2 separate regions of the Homo sapiens genome follow, and region 2 is linked to region 1. Evidence: read pairs that join two places in POLR2A ChIA-PET (ENCODE). Cell type or tissue: MCF 10A. All regions are shown on one strand.

What was found. Peaks named below come from ENCODE experiments on the same cell type or tissue, not always from the same donor. Only the 100,000 strongest peaks of a DNase experiment are listed, where the experiment ranks them.
Region 2: POLR2A ChIA-PET joins it to region 1 with 10 read pairs; 8 of 35 experiments call an interaction of 5 or more read pairs at or near these places.

What each region holds. Positions count from the first base shown.
Region 1 is chr1:8,072,803-8,080,802 of GRCh38, reverse strand. All of the region lies in intron 2 of ERRFI1-DT (ERRFI1 divergent transcript), which reads right to left. Among named protein-coding and RNA genes, the nearest start is that of ERRFI1-DT, 50 kb to the right of the region's middle. In MCF 10A, no CTCF peak of the experiment used is centred here; DNase peaks (open chromatin) are centred at 2,452 and 3,432.
Region 2 is chr1:8,169,937-8,177,936 of GRCh38, reverse strand. No RefSeq gene overlaps it. Among named protein-coding and RNA genes, the nearest start is that of LINC01714, 35 kb to the left of the region's middle. RefSeq lists an enhancer at 4,351-4,881. In MCF 10A, no CTCF peak of the experiment used is centred here; DNase peaks (open chromatin) are centred at 2,956 and 3,416.

The DNA.
Region 1 (8,000 bases):
CCAGGATCCCGGTTCAGGCTATCACTATCACCTGAACTCTTCTACTTTATTCCAAAATGCAAATGTTACACCATCTAACATTAGTGGTTACCTAATTATTCTTAGACCCAAATCCTTATGAAAGAGAAGACCCAGCATGGCCTCCTGCCACGATCACTTTTCTCACTGGCTCCACATTCACAAGGCTCAGCACCTGCTCTCCCTGTGACCTGGACTCTTCTGATCTCCGTCCCCCACCCCCACACCACCCCCCGACCACATCGTTCCTATTCACCCCTCGGGGCTGTGCTTACAGCCTCAGGGAGCCTTCTTTGACCCACAGATCATGGCATGCTCCTGTGCTATGCACCATGTTTCTCCCTGCGAAGTCTGACCCAGTTTGTGAGGATGTGCTTCCTTTGGGATCATTATTTCATCAATGCCTCTCTCTCCCACGAGACCCTAACATCTATGAGTGCAAAACCAAAGTCATCTTTGCCCACATTTATGTCTACAACAGATGTCACAGTGTCTGGCCCTTCTTAGGAACTCAGCAAACATTCACTCTTGTCAAATGTTAACCTCCAAGAAAGCAAAGTCTAGACTAGCTGTCCCTACTCCCTAATTCCCATCCTCTGCTTATCACTAATAACCTTCTAAAGGTCAACCTGGTGTGTTCTTTGAGTCCTATCCAACTTGAAGACACCATTCCCCCGGCTCCCCTCTTCTTACTCTTTCAATTCTGACTGCCCCCAACAAGTCTGCCCCAAGTCCTGACCTTCTTGCTCTTATCTTCTCATTCTATGACACCAATTTCTTTTTTTTCTTATTTTTTTGAGATGGAGTCTTGCTCTGTCGCCCAGGCTGGAATGCAGTGGCACAATCTCGGCTCACTACAAGCTCCACCTCCCGGGTTCACGCCATTCTCCTGCCTCAGCCTCCTGAGTAGCTGGGACTACAGGCCCCCGCCACCATGCCTGGCTAATTTTTTTGTATTTTTAGTAGAGACGGGGTTTCACCATGTTAGCCAGGATGGTCTCGATCTCCTGACCTCGTGATCCGCCCGCCTCGGCCTCCCAAAGTGCTGGGATTACAGGCGTGAGCCACCGCGCCTGGCCAATTCTATGACACCAATTTCTTAACCTTTGGAAACCACTAAGAATCTGATCACAAGTTAAGGATGCGCTCTATCATAGCACGCCAAATGGAAATGCACAGAAAATATTGCCTTTTTTCCCCCTCAGGCTGTTGTCGCCCTTTTGCCCAGGCTGGAGTGCAGTGGTGCGATGTTTACTCATTAGAACCTCCATCTCTTGAGTTCAAGCGATTCTCGTGCCTCAGCCTCCCAAGTAGCTGGGATTACAGGTGCACACCACTACACCCGGCTAATTTTTGTATTTTTAGTAGAGATGGGGTTTCACCATGTCGGCCAGGCTGGTCTCAAAGTCCCGACCTCAGGTGATCCACCCACCTCACCCTCCCAAAGTGCTGGGATTATAGGCATGAGCCACTGGGCCCAGCTGCTTCTAATTGCTGGTGGTTATGGAGCCCTGGACACCAGTCACCTAGGCCACAGCAGAGTCTAGTGAAGGACCTAACTGACTTGCACCATCACCCAGGCTGGTGCAGTGGCACGATCTTGGCTCACTGCAGCCTGCGCCTCTCAACCATCACCCCCTTTAAGCTGCCACCTTTGTCTGCTAAATCTTCATTTCTGCGCTGACGTCTCTTGAGCTCAAGGCCTGATTTCCCATGCAAATTTGCTCTCTCTTCCTAGATGTCTCACAAGCACTGTCAACAAAGAAACTTATTTATTTCCCCAAAGTTGCTGTTTTTACACTGTCTCTAGCTTGAGCTGTTGCCCCGAGCTCGGTAGCTGCTTTTAAAGAGGTCATCTTATTCAACCATGGAACCTCTATAAAGTCATCCAGGATCCTTCCCACAATGGAAAAACTTTATTTGCTCAATCTAATTTTCACATAGTTTTTCAAAATGCACTCAACATCTTTCCTGAGAACAAACCAATTCCAGAACAAAATAATTAATAACACTGACACACGTTGAAGAAAGGAACAAGGAAATCATTTGAACAGCTCCCCTCTCACCCTGCTCCAACCTTCCCACCACCAGGAACGGATGAAATGTGCTAAGGGACCAGTGAAGAAGCTGACGGTGTCCTCAGGATGAAATAGAGAGGGAAAGAAATGCTATTCATTCCACAAACATTCCAACCCCAGGAAGGCCCTCCTCCTGCATCTAGCCACGGTAATATCCCAATTATTCTCCAGAACAGCAACCAGGCTGGTTGGCCTCCTCTCCGACCTCATATTCTGTCAAACTAACACCCAGCTCTGTTCTAGTCATTCTACCAACCTGCCATTCTTTCCCCTTCTGTTCTGAGTTTTCAAATTCTTCCTTGCGGCCCAGAACAAATGACTCATAGATGGGGAGTGTGTCACCGCCAACTGCCCCTCTCTATTTAAAAACAGAGCTCAAGTTCTACCTTTTCAACAACACCTTCCCCAATTCAGTGATGTCAGCAAATGCTTACCAGGCAGTATTATGTGTGCTGTGTCCTGTGTGGAGCCTGAATGTACTAGAATAGAGAGGAGATCAAAAGATAAAAATAACATGGCCTCTGGCGTCAAGGTATTTCCAGTCCAGCAGAACGATTTTCTTTTTTAAAATAATAAAACAAAGTAAAGCTCTAGGCTGATAAAGACACAGGCTAATGTTACAGTACAAGCTGAGGCAAAAAGTAATGTGTACTTTCTCTGAAACTGCATTTTATTTGTACTCCTGTGATTTTATGATTCTCCTACAGTAATCTATATCCACAGCTGATTTGGAAACTTCCGGAGGGCAGGAACTGTATTTTACCTGTCTCTAGTGAAGCTTCAGGAATAAGCCTTAGAGAGGAAGAAAGCTACAGCAGAGAGCCCAGGGAGAGAGGCCAGAGGTCATCCTACCATGATCCTACCACGGAACCAGTTTTTCTAAAGGCAGTTCCCCTCATCCTTATCACAAAAAAGCAGCAAATCATAACGAAGCCGCAAATTAACCAGAACCTTTCTTCTTCAAGGAATGAATCATTTACACACCAAAGGATATGAAGTGGAGTTTTGTCCAATGACATATTCAATTGCCTTGGTCTCCTAGAACTCTAATTTGATGTTGAGATTAAATACATCTTCCAAGATCCTTGAGTGGCAATTGAGAAATACAATTTAAGAAAAATGAATAAAAGTATCTACCTCTAAACCCCACCTTTTCTAGCCCATTAAGGTGATGGTGATTTCAGGTCAAGAGCAAGGCCGTCGAGGTGAAGCTAAAAAGACGTGGCTGGGCTGCAGGGCCGCAGGGCTGTGGTGTCTAGCCAGCTGTTACAGTAGGTGGTTCACGGACAGCTGTGAGTCACACTGACTGAAGTGGCAGCTCTTGACCAGTACTGTAGGCGCTAAGATCCGGTATTTGCTCTTAGACCGTGGGAGCAAAGACTAACAAGGAAAATACAACAGAACAGCTGGGAAATAAATTCCCTTCTGGCCTGCACAAAAAGGGCCCCTGCCAAGTCATTTTCCATCCTGGAGCCAGGGGAGGTCTAGGAAGGATATGTGCTTTTCTGTCCTTCAAATCCTTTGGCCTTCCCTCCAGTCTCACTTATCACTTCCCACCCCCTCCCCCAACCCCTGCTAAAAATGATACTAGGCTTTGACTCTGTTTCGTAACACAAAGCTTGACAAAAATATATGAGTGGACAAGCAACTTTTAAAACGTCATTTTAGCATATTTTTCTTTTTTCTTTTTTGAGACGGAGTCTTGCTCTATCGCCCAGGCTAGAGTGCAATGGCACGATCTCGGCTCACTGCAACCTCCGCCTTCCCTCGTGCAGAGGGAAGGGGTTCCGAGTGGATCTCCCAGTTCGTGGTGAGATGCAGTTGGTTTTATAGATGAACTTGAGAAGGTGGTGTCTGATTTACACAGGGCACAAAGGATTGGTGGGACCAGGTGAGCCATTCACATAGCATGCAAAGAAGCTGGCCACCCCACCCTAATCTCTCTTTTTTTTTTTTTTTTTTGAGACAGAGTCTTGCTCTGTCACCCAGGCTGGAATTCAGTGGCATGATCTTGGCTCACTGCAACCTCTGCCTCCCAGGTTCAAGTGATTCTTCTGCCTCAGCCTCCCGAGTTGCTGGGATTACAGGCATGCACCACCATGCCCAGCTAATTCTGTATTTTTAGTAGAGACAGAGTTTCACCATTTTGGCCAGGCTGGTCTCGAACTCCTGAACTCAGGTAATCCACCCGCTTCAGCCTCCCAAACTACTGAGATTATAGGTATGAGCCACCACGCCCAGCCCCTAGTCTCTTATCATGCAGGTGGGGTCTCTATCTGGCCAGCACCATGTAGCCTGCTTCTTTACTACACACGTGGCAACAAAGGAAAGGGGAGAGAGCCTCTGTGTTGAACATACCTGGCTTCCAGGAAGCCCTTTTCTATTGGCACAGCTGCTGGCATTTACCTATGCAAGCTTCCAGCTTGCTTGTCTATGTTTGCAGCTTGATTTTTCAGGCTGCTTTGTATTAGAAAAGAAATTATTTGTGGGCTGCTTTTTATTAAAAGGACTGAGGACTCTCTTACCCTCACTATCTGCCTAAGTAATTTCTTTTTAACACCTGTATCAATCTCTCTATCTCCTTATCCAGATTCAGGAAAGGTGAACTCACAGGAAAAGGAGACTAAAGTTCTGATAGAGGAACTTTTACCATAGGCTACCAGCCATTCTTTCCAGGGATGATGTGTGCAAGACTCATCTGCATAACAAGACAGCCTTTGCTCACCCATGCCTTTCCTCCTGGCGGCCCCCGTGACGTGTCACCACCTCCCACCTGGAGCTCCAGGCATCTAGTCCTCTCTGTAGGGTATAAAAACTGCAGTCATCTGGCCCTTCTTTGAGTCTCATATTTGTGTGGCTCCCTGTGCATGTGCACAGAATAAATGTGTGTGCCTTTGTCCTGTTAGCCCTCTATTGAGAGTTCGTTTTGTAGACTCAAATGAGCAAACCTTCAAAAATGGGGAAAGGAAATTCCCTTTGCTCCTACACCCTTCTCTTGGTTTCAAGAGAGCCATGAATAGCTTCACCAGGGAACTGTCAGTTCTCTTAGGAAACCACCCAGATTCCAGCTACAACCTTGTAGGATCAGAGTAAACCAGCCTTCAGAAGAATGCATGCCTCGGCCGGGCGCGGTGGCTCATGTCTGCAATCCTAGCACTTTAGGAGGCCGAGGAGGCGGATCACCTGAGGTCAGGAGATCAAGACCAGCCTGGCCAACATGGCAAAACCCTGTCTCTACTAAAAATACAAAAAATTTAGCCAATACAAAAAAAATTAGCCGAGAGTGGTGGTACATGCCTGTAATCCCAGCTACTCGGGAGGCTGAGGCAGGAGAATTGCTTGAACCCGGGGGGCAGAGGTTGCAGCGAGCCGAGATCACGCCACTGCACTCCAGCCTGTGGGATAGAGTAAGACACTGTCCGCCCCCACCCAAAAAAAGAAGAATGCATGCCGCTTAGGACCTCCAGTTTAGCATTCAATGCTTGGTTAAGAGTAACTTTTTGACCCAGGCAGTATTTTTCTTTAAGTGAGCTCAGTGATAAATGCATTTTCTGGATACAATATCTGGCAACATATCTTACTTTATTAACGTTAGTTTTGGGGGCACACACACTTTTTCAGTTTCAGTAGCACTTTGTCTGAGCTGGTTCTTCCTATGAGATGTTATCAACAACATGTACTGGGGTATTCCTATGTAAAGAATACTATTCTAGTGGGGAATATGCAAAACTCATAATCAAGTTGGGGGAACGTATACAAACAATTTATGCATATACATAAATAATGAACACACACTCTCTCACTCTTTGTTGTTGCTGTTGTTGTTGTTGTTTTTGAGACTGAGTCTTGCTCTGTTGCCCAGGCTGGAGCGCAGTGGCGCAATCTCAGCTCACTGGAACCCCCACCCGCCAGGTTCAAGCTATTCTCCTGCCCCAGCCTCCCAAGTACCTGGGACTACAGGCGTGGGCCACCACACCCAGCTAATTATTGTATTTTTAGTAGAGACAGGGTTTTGCCATGTTGGCCAGGCTGGTCTCAAACTCCTGACCTCAGGTGATCCACCCACCTTGGTGCCTTGGCCTCCCAAAGTGCTGGGATTACAGGCATGAGCCACTGCACCCAGCTTTTTTTTTTTTTTTTTTTAAAGACAGGGTCTCATTATGTTGTCCAGGCTGGCCTCAAATTCCCACGCTCAAGCGATCCTCCCATCTTAACTTCCTAAGTATGAACACACTTTTTTTTTTTTTTTGAGATGGAGCCTCGCTCTGTCTCCCAGGCTGGAGTGCAGCGGCGCAACCTCGGCTCACTGCAACCTCCGCCTCCCGGGTTCCAGCGATTCTAGCAATTCTCCCACCTCAGCTTCCTGAGTAGCTGGGATTACAGGCACGTGCCCCATGCCTGGCTAATTTTTTGTTTTGTTTTGTTTTGTTTCAGTAGAGATGGGGTTTCACTATGTTGGCCAGTCTGGTCTCGAACTCCTGACCTGAAGTGATCCACCCTCCTCAGCCTCCCAGAGTCCTGTGATTACAGGCGTAAGCCACCATGCCCGGCCAGACACACTCTTTTGATTATTTTTTTCCAGTTAGATCTGATCTGCTGGTAGCTTTCAGCATCACCCTAGCCCTTTAGCTTTCTTCACTTTAGACATACCAAAATAAAGATTAGGACATTGAGACAGGCAGAGTAGTGTAAAGCTACAGAAAGGAAAATATGAAATTAATAATATCTCACTTATCCAAGAATCACATATGTAATTATCTTAGCTAATTGGAACTCTGTTGAGAAAAAGGGAAAGAAAATACAAAAAGATATTTTGGTAGTCAACTTAGAAGTGACAAAGCTAATGCACCAGATATTACATACACAGAGAGGCAGACACAGGAGAATAAGTGATCATTGTTCAGAAGAGAAATGAAAGTTTTTTATTTAAAAAATAGTACATTGGCTGGATGCAGTAGCTCACGCCTGTAATCTCAGCCCTTTGGGAGGCCGAGGTGGGTGGATCACTTGAGGTCAGGAGTTCAAGAACAGCCTGGCCAACATGGTGTAACCCCATCTCTACTAAAAAAACAAAAATTAGTCGGGCGTGGTGGCACGTGCCTGTGATCTCAGCTCCTTGGGAGGCTGAGGCAGGAGAATCACTTGAACCTGGGAGAAGGAGGTTGCAGTAAGCCAAGATCACGCCAATGCACTCCAGCCTGGGTGACAGAGCAAGACTCTGTGTCAAAACAAAAACAAACAAACAAAAAACAATAGTACATGGACTCAAAAAGCTTATTCATGCAGAGCAAGCTGGTGCAGAGTCAAAAGGTCTAATACTCCCAAACCTGTGAAAATCTCAATGCGAAATCCCAATTGTGAAATCCCAATTTCACACCTATGGCTGTAACAGTCTAGAAAAGCTACTAGCACACAGTAGGCCCTCAATATGCATTCACTGGTGAATGATGGACAGCAACTACTGTTCTAAATGAGGAGCCAAGACCTCAATAAACAGATAGATTGTACTGAATATAATTTTAGTTAGGTATAATAGATGTAGAGTAAACATTTTACTTTTTTTCCAAAAAGCTCACTATAAAAGTAAGTTTCCTGGCCAGGTACAGTGGCTTGCACCTGTAATCCCAGCACTTTGGGAAGCTGAGGTGGGCAGATCACTTGAGGCCAGGAGTTCAAGACCAGCCTGACCAACATGGTGAAAGTACAAAAAATACAAAAATTAGCCAGGCGTGGTGGTGCGCACCTGTAGTCCCAGCTACTTGGAAGGCTGAGGCAGGAGAATCACTTGAGCCCAGGAAGCGGAAGTTGCAGTGAGCCAAGATCATGTGACTGTATTCCAGCCTGGGCAATACAGTGAGACTCTGTCTCAAAAAAAAAAAAACAAAAAGTTTCCTGTATAATGAA
Region 2 (8,000 bases), 97 kb before region 1:
TGCTGTTCCCAAAATGTACTGGCATTCAAGATAATAATAAGAAAAATAAATTCAAAACATAAAGATTAGAAAGGAAGAAACAAGACAGTTGTTATTTGTAGATGATATGATTTTCTTTATATAAAACCAAAAGAATATGTAAATATATTACTTAAAATAGACAGTTTAGAAAGATGGCTGCGTATAAGGGCCACATTAAAACATCAGCTGCCATGTAATAACATAGATTAAATCTGGAAACAAAATGCAAAGTGGGGGGGAAAAGTCCTAGAAGAATAGGCCAACATGATGCCATTTCCACAGGGCTCAAAACCAGGCAAAACTAAGTAATAAACAAGCATGCATTTGAGATAACACTCTCTATATATCCTTTTTTTTTTTTTTGAGACAGAGTCTCGCTCTGTCGCCCAGGCTGGAGTACAGTGGGGCGATCTGGGCTCACTGCAACCTCCGCCTCCTGGGTTCAAGCGATTCTTCTGCCTCAACCTCCCAAGTAACTGGGATTACAGGCGCCTACCACCACACCTGGCTAATTTTCATTATTTTTAGTAGAGACGGGGTTTCACCATCTTGGTCAGGCTGGTCTTGAACTCCTGACCTCGTGATCCACCCACCTGGGCCTCCCTAAGTGCTGGGATTACAGGCGTGAGCCATATGCCTGGCCACTTTTTTTTTTTTTTTTTTTTTTGAGACAGAGTCTTGCGCTGTTGCCTGGGCTGGAGTGCAGTGGCACCATCTCGGCTCACTGCAACCTCCACCTCCCAGGTTCAAGGGATTCTCCTGCCTCAGCCTTCCGAGTAGCTGGGACTACAGGTGTCTGCCACCATACCAATTTTTTGTATTTTTAGTAGAGATGAGGTTTCACTATGTATCGAACTCCTGACCTTGTGATCTGCCCGCCTCGGCCTCCCAAAGTGCTGGGATTACAGGCGTGAGCCACTGAGCCTGGCTTACACTTATTTTTAAAATGATTTTCACAAAAAGGATATTCACTGTAACATGATTCTTAAAAGCCTGTGGCCAGGCATGGTGGCGCACACCTGTAATCCCAACACTTTGGGAGGCTAACTTGGGAGGATTGCTTGAGAGGTCAGGGCTGTAGTATGCAGTGAGCCATGATCACGCCACTGCACTCCAGCCTGGATGACAGAGCAAGACCTTGTCTCAAAAAAAAAGAAAGCCTCAAACTGAAAACAACCTACATACTCATCAGCAAATAAACAAGTAAATAAAGTGTACAATAAAATACTACTCCACAACAGAAAGAAATAACTGTTGGTATTCTCAATAACATGGATGAATCTCAAAAACGTTATGGTGAAAAACAACAAAAACTAGACACAAAACAGTAAATATTGTGTGATTCCATTTATATGAAATTCTAAAACAGGCAAAACGAATTTATGGAGACAGAAAGCAGAATGGTGGTTGCCTCTGGCAGAGGAGAGGGTGTTGATTGACAGGGATACAGAGGACTTTCTGGGGTGATGGAAATTTTTTTTTTTGACAGGGTCTTGCTTTGTCACCTAGGCTGGAGTGAGTGCAGAGGCATGGTCACGGCTCACTGCAGTCTCCATCTCCCAGGCTCAAGTGAACCTTCCACTTCAGCCTTCTTGGTAGCTGGGGCCACAGGTGTGCACCACCAGGCCTGGCTAATTTTTTTTTTTAATTTTTAGTAGAGATGAAGTTTCACTGTGTTGCCCAGCCTGTCTTGAACTCCTGGGCTCAAGTGATCCTTTCACCTTGGCTCCCCAAAGTGCTGGGATTACAGGTGTGAGCCACTGCACCCAGCCTGAAATGATATATATATATTTTTGAGACAGAGTCTTGCTCTGTCACCCAGGCTGCAGTGCAATGGTGCCATCTTGGCTCACTGCAACCTCTGCCTCCTGGGTTCAAGCGATTCTCCTGCCTCAGCCTCCTGAGTAGTTGGGACTACAGGTGGGTGCCACCACATCCAGCTAATTTTTGTAATTTTTAGTAAAGACAGGGTTTTACTATGTTGGCCAGGCTGGTCTCGAACTCCTGACCTCGTGGTCTGCCTGCCTGGGAAAAGTGCTGGGATTACAGGTGCGAGCCACCGCGCCCCGCTGATACATATTTTCAATGGAGTAGTGGTTCCATAGGTGTAAACATTTTTCCAAACTCATCAAACTATATGCTTAAAATCTATGCATTTTTTTGTATCTAAATGATACTTAATAAAAAACAGCATTTGGAAAGAAATTATGTAACATAATAAAATGATAACACAAAGGTTTTTTATAACATGATAACACAAAGGTTTTTCGTTTGTTTGGGTTGTTCTGAGGTAAGGTCTTGCTCTATTGTCCAGGCTGAAGTGCAGTGGCCCCACCATGCCTCGACCTCCTGGGCTCAGGTGATCCTCCCACCTCAGCCTCCTGAGTTAGCTGGGACTACAGGCACACGCCACCACACTCAGACAAGTTTTTTGTATTTTTTTCTAGAGACAGGGTCACTCTATGTTACCCAGGCTGGTCTCAAACTCCTGGGCTCAAGAGATCCATCTGCCTCAGCCTCCCAAAGTCCTGGGATTATAGGTGGGAGCCACAAAACCCAGGCTTTAAATTTTTTTTTTTTTTTTTGAGACAGAGTCTCGCTGTATCGCCCAGGCTGGAGTGTGGTGGCATGATCTTGGCTCACTGCAACCTCCACCTTCTGGGTTCAAGCAATTCTCCTGCCTCAGCCTCCCAAGTAGCTGGGATTACAGGTGCATGACACCACACCCGACTAATTTTTGTATTTTTAGCAGAGAAGGTGATCTGCCTGCCTCAGCCTCCCAAAGTGCTGGGGTTACAGGCATGAGCCACTGCACCCAGTCCTCCCATATTTTTTTTCTTTGAGCCAGGGTCCTCACTCTGTCGCCCACACTGGAGTGCAGTGATGCAATCTCGGCTCACTGCAGCCTCGCCCTGCTGGGCTCAAATGATCCTCCCACGTCAGCATCCTGAGTACCTGGGACTACAGGCATAGGAACAGGGTGTTACCATCTTGCCCTTAGAGGGGAAGTAGATAGGGAGAAGGAGGGGTCCCATAGGTAGATAAAGTTATTAGTGATGTTCTAGCTATTGGTTTGCTTGCTGGGTTTAAGGATTTATTATTATTATACTTTTATTAACAGATGTTAGTTAATTATTAACATATATGTTACATTCAATATTTTGTAAATATCAGAAGATATATTTTTAAAAACTTGGAAAGCAAGTGGTCACCTAAGGACAAGGAAAATTTAGATTCGTGCAAGAAGTGATACTTGAAAGAGAGAGAAGATTTTTACAGACAAACTGGCAGCAGACATCCCAGATAGAACACCACCCCTGGTGTTGGCAAGCACACAGAGGCTCGGCAGGGCGAGGCCCTTGGGAAGCACTTGCTGTTAGCCTCCCTGACGTCATTCTTGTTTCTGGCATTGAGGCCTAATGTTGCCAACAAGATTAACTTTGTTGAGCACATGGATCAGGCAAAATACTGCTTTTTGGCATCTCTCAGAGAGCCAAGTATTGGTATAGTTTGTACAGTAGTTGGTTGCTACATGTATGCTACTCTGACTGAATTCTTTTTTTTTTTTTTTTGAGATGGAGTCTCGCTCTGTCACCCAGGCTGGAGTGTAGTGGCACGATCTTGGCTCATGGCAACCCTGCCTCCCAGGTTCTAGCGATTTTCCTGCCTCACCCTCCCAAGTAGCTGGGATTACAGGCTTGCAGCACCGTGCCTGGCTAATTTTTATATTTTTAGTAGAGACAGGGTTTCACCATGTTGGCCAGGCTGGTCTTGAACTCCTGGACTCAAGTGATCTGCTTGCCTCAGCCTCCCAAAGTTCTGGGATTACAGGCATGAGCCACCATGCCCGGCCACTCTGACTGAATTGTATGATTGGTTAAGCAGAATATCTAAAAATCAGATCTGTTTTTTTTTCCTCTGGTTGTACTTGAACTAAATTTATATGCCAAGTTTATGGGGTTGAATTTTCAGTTATGTTTGTTAATATGAGTATGTGCACGTATGTGTGCAGGATGAGGACATTTGCATGGAACTGGCTCAAAAAATACTACCAGTTTTGATAAGCGTGTGGAATTAGTGAATGTTGTGATTTGCAACAAAATATTTAAGAACAGTAGAGTCCTAAAATCCAGCACAGCCGGGCACGGTGGCTCACGCCTGTAATCCCAGCAATTTGGGAGGCTGAGGTGGGCGGATCACTTGAGGTCAGGAGTTCGAGACCAGCCTGGCCAACATGGTGAAACCCTGTCTCTATTAAAAACACAAAAATTGGCCGGGCGCGGTGGCTCACGCCTGTAATTCCAGCACCTTGGGAGGCTGAGGCCGGCGGATCACGAGGTCAGGAGATGGAGACCATCCTGGCTAACATGGTGAAACCCCGTCTGCACTGAAAATACAAAAAATTAGCCAGGCGTGGTGGCAGGCGCCCGTAGTCCCAGCTACTCAGGAGGCTGAGGAAGGAGAATGGTGTGAACCTGGGAGGCGGAGCTTGCAGTGAGCCGAGATTGTGCCACTGCACTCCAGCCTGGGTGACAGAGTGAGGCTCCGTCTCAAAAAAAAAAAAAAAAAATTAGCTGGGCGTGGTGCCATGTGCCTGCAATCTGAGCTGCTCGGGAGGCTGAGGCAGGAGAATCGCCTGAACCTGGAAGGCGGAGGTTGCAGGGAGCTGAGATCACGCCATTGCACTCCAGCCTGGGCAACAGACCGAGACTCCATCTCAAAAAAAAAAAAGATTCACTACAATTAGGATTTGCAGTTGGTTGGTTAACTAAAAATTTTGGTTAAAGTAAGCAATCATAAAAACTAAAAGGCTGGTCAGGCCCAGTGGCTCATGCCTGTAATCCTAGCACTATGGGAGGCCAAGGTGGGCAGATTGCCTAAGCTCAGGAGTTTGAAACCAGCCTGGGCAATATGGGAACACCCCATCTCTACAAAAAAACACACAAAAATTGGCTGGGCGTGGTGGTTGCATGCCTGTAGTTCCAGCTACTTTTGGGGGCTGATTCAGGAGAATCTCTTGAGCCCAGGAGGTGGAGGTTGCAGTGATCTGAGATTGTGCCACTGCACTACTGCCTGAGTGACAAAGTGAGACCTGTCTCAAAAAAAAAAAAAAAAAAAAAAAGTAAAAAAAGTGGTGGTGCTCGCCTGTAATCCCAGCATTTAGGAAGGCTGAGGTGGGAGGATCACTTGAGCCCAGGAGTTCAAGGCTGCAGTGAGCTGTGATTGGGCCATTGTGCTCCAGCCTGAGCAACAGAGCTCAACCCTGTCTCAAAATAAATAAATAAATAATAAATTTTTAAAAGTAAAAAGTGAAAGATACAGCCCTGGACATTTGATCGTAACTTCAAGCGTATCAGTGTCTTCATCCAGCATTTGCCTGGATACACAGCCAAGCAAAGCTTTTTCTTCACACCTGGGTCTGCTCACCTGGAGGGGAGTGCTTTCAGCATAGATCCTTAATGCTGCGTCGTCTGTAGGGTCCGCAATGATTCTACACTAGATCTTCGACAGGCCTTTTCTTGTTATCTGGCTCCTGCAGACCTCCCGACACCCGCCTCTTGCTACCCCTACTCCAGAGACATTGACTTTCCCTCCAGAAACATGCCAGGCTCATTTCATTTCCGCCTCAGGCCCTTTGCACAAGCTGTTGCCCCTGCCTAGAAGGCTCTATCTTACATCTTTATGTGGCTGGATTCTTCTGTCATTCGGATCATACTTTGAGCGACGGAGAGATACCTCTGCCTTTCGTCTAAAGTAACTGTACCCTGCAAGATCTAGCTATTTGCCAGTCTGCCTTTCATCTCTAGAATGTAGTGGAGCAGGAACTGAAAGGGTCTTGTTTGCTGCTCCGGCATCCAGAGCAGAGCATGTATTGGGTGCTCAATAAATATCAGCAAATGATGAACAAATGTTGAGAGGAGAGAGGGATAAAGATGTTTGAGAATGGCTCATCGCATGTGATACGCCATGTGATCTGCCTATATTTGTCATCAAAGCCTTTGAGTCAGAGTTGTGCTTCTTTTAGGTGTATCACTGTGCAAAAATCAAGTTTTATCCAAGTTACATTTTATTTAGAATTTTTGTAATCTAGAAAGCTACTGATCTCCATAGATGTTGGAGTGCAAACAGTTTCTCCAAATTCTTATGATCTGCACTTGAGATTAATTAGGATTCTTTTGTTTACCTGCTGGGAAGCCCAAGATTATATGAATTTCTTTTAAAATTTTAAAATTATTTTTTACAGAGACTGGGTCTCCCTATGTGGTCCAGGCTGGTCTCAAACTCCTGGGCTCAAGCGATCCCCCTGCCTCAGCCTCCCAAAGTGCTGGGATTACAGGTGTGTGCCACCGTGCCTGGCCTTATGTAAATTCTAAAAACCTAAATATCCTTCTTTACAGATTCCTAAGCCATTGATCCCCAGCTGTCCCACCTCTCTAGGGTTTCTCCTGCAGCTTTCTTGCCCTCTTCACCTTCCATGTCCAGGAGCCTCAAGTTTGCCACCATTACAGGAGTCTTTAAAAACGTAGATATCGGCCGCAGTGGCTCACACCGGTAATCCCAGCACTTTGGGAAGCCGAGGCGGGTGGATCACCCGAGGTCAAGAGTTTGAGACCAGCCTGGGCCGGGTGTGGTGGTTCACACCTGTAATCCCAGCACTTTGGGAGGCCGTGGTGGATGGATCATGAGGTCAGGAGATCGAGACCATCCTGGCTAACACAGTGAAACTCCGTCTCTACTAAATATACAAAAAAAATTAGCAGGGCATGGTGGCAGTTGCCTGTAGTCCCAGCTACTCGGGAGGCTGAGGCAGGAGAATGGCGTGAACCTGGGAGGCGGAGCTTGCAGTGAGCCAAGATCACACCACTGCACTCCAGCCTGGGCAACAGAGCAAGACTCTGTCTCAAAAAAAAAAAAAGAGTTTGAGACCAGCCTGGCCAACATGGTGAAACCCTGTCTCTACTAAAAATACAAAAATTAGCTGGGCGTGGTGTTGGTCACCTGTAATCCCAGCTACTCGGGAGGCTGAGGCAGGAGAATCACGTGAACCTGGGAGGCAGAGGTTGCAGTGAACCATTGCACTCCAGCCTGGGCTACAGAGCAAGACTCCAACTCAAAAAAACAGCTCAATTCTGGACAGCCCCATGCCCATGCCCACCTGCACGACAGAGCACTCTCAATGGCCAGGCACTATCCTGGGGCCTTCACCTGCCCTTGCCATGTTGTCACAATTCTACAGGTGAGCATGTGGAGGCTGACTTCAGCACAGTGTCTGTCACTGGTAGACTGTGGGGCAGGGATTTGGGATTAAGCTTCTTGAGTCCCAACCGGATGCCCCTTGACCATCACTTTATGCTGCCATTACCGGGGAGGTTCAAGCGAGGACAGTGCTGAGTGTCCGAGAGTGTCCAAGCTCCTGACCCGCTCCTGCAGTGGGAAGCCCTGGTTGGGCCCCAGTGTCTCCTGACAGCTACCCTCTGGGCCTCCTGGCCTGCCTGGATCCCGCTTCTTAGAACAAAGGTGAGACTGGCCACCTGCTTGTTTGTACTCGGGACAAACTGTGTACACGGCCTGGTCCATAAAACCCCCTGAGCTCCCTGCTGTTTACCTGTCCTGTCTCCCCAGGAGGCTAATGGGAGGCGAGCTGGTCTCTGTCCTGGAGCTGCCCCTGCCCTGGCCATGCCCTGGCCGCATTTCTGGATCAATGGCCACTGACCAGAGGCCTGACTGTGCCACTGACCTACACGTTGGTGCCACTTCCCTGAGGGGCTCATATGTGGACGTTTCATGGAAGGGATAGCCCCTCCACTTTTTTGATGAAGTTGAATTTAAACAGGATGAAACTTTGGCCCTTGTCACTTTTTTTTTTTTTTTTAATGTTTTTAATTAAATTGCCTGGGTCACTGACACCCTGGAGAGACTAGGAAATGCAGCGTTGCAGTTTGTTAATGATACACCATCTGTTTGTTCGCACTGTGTGG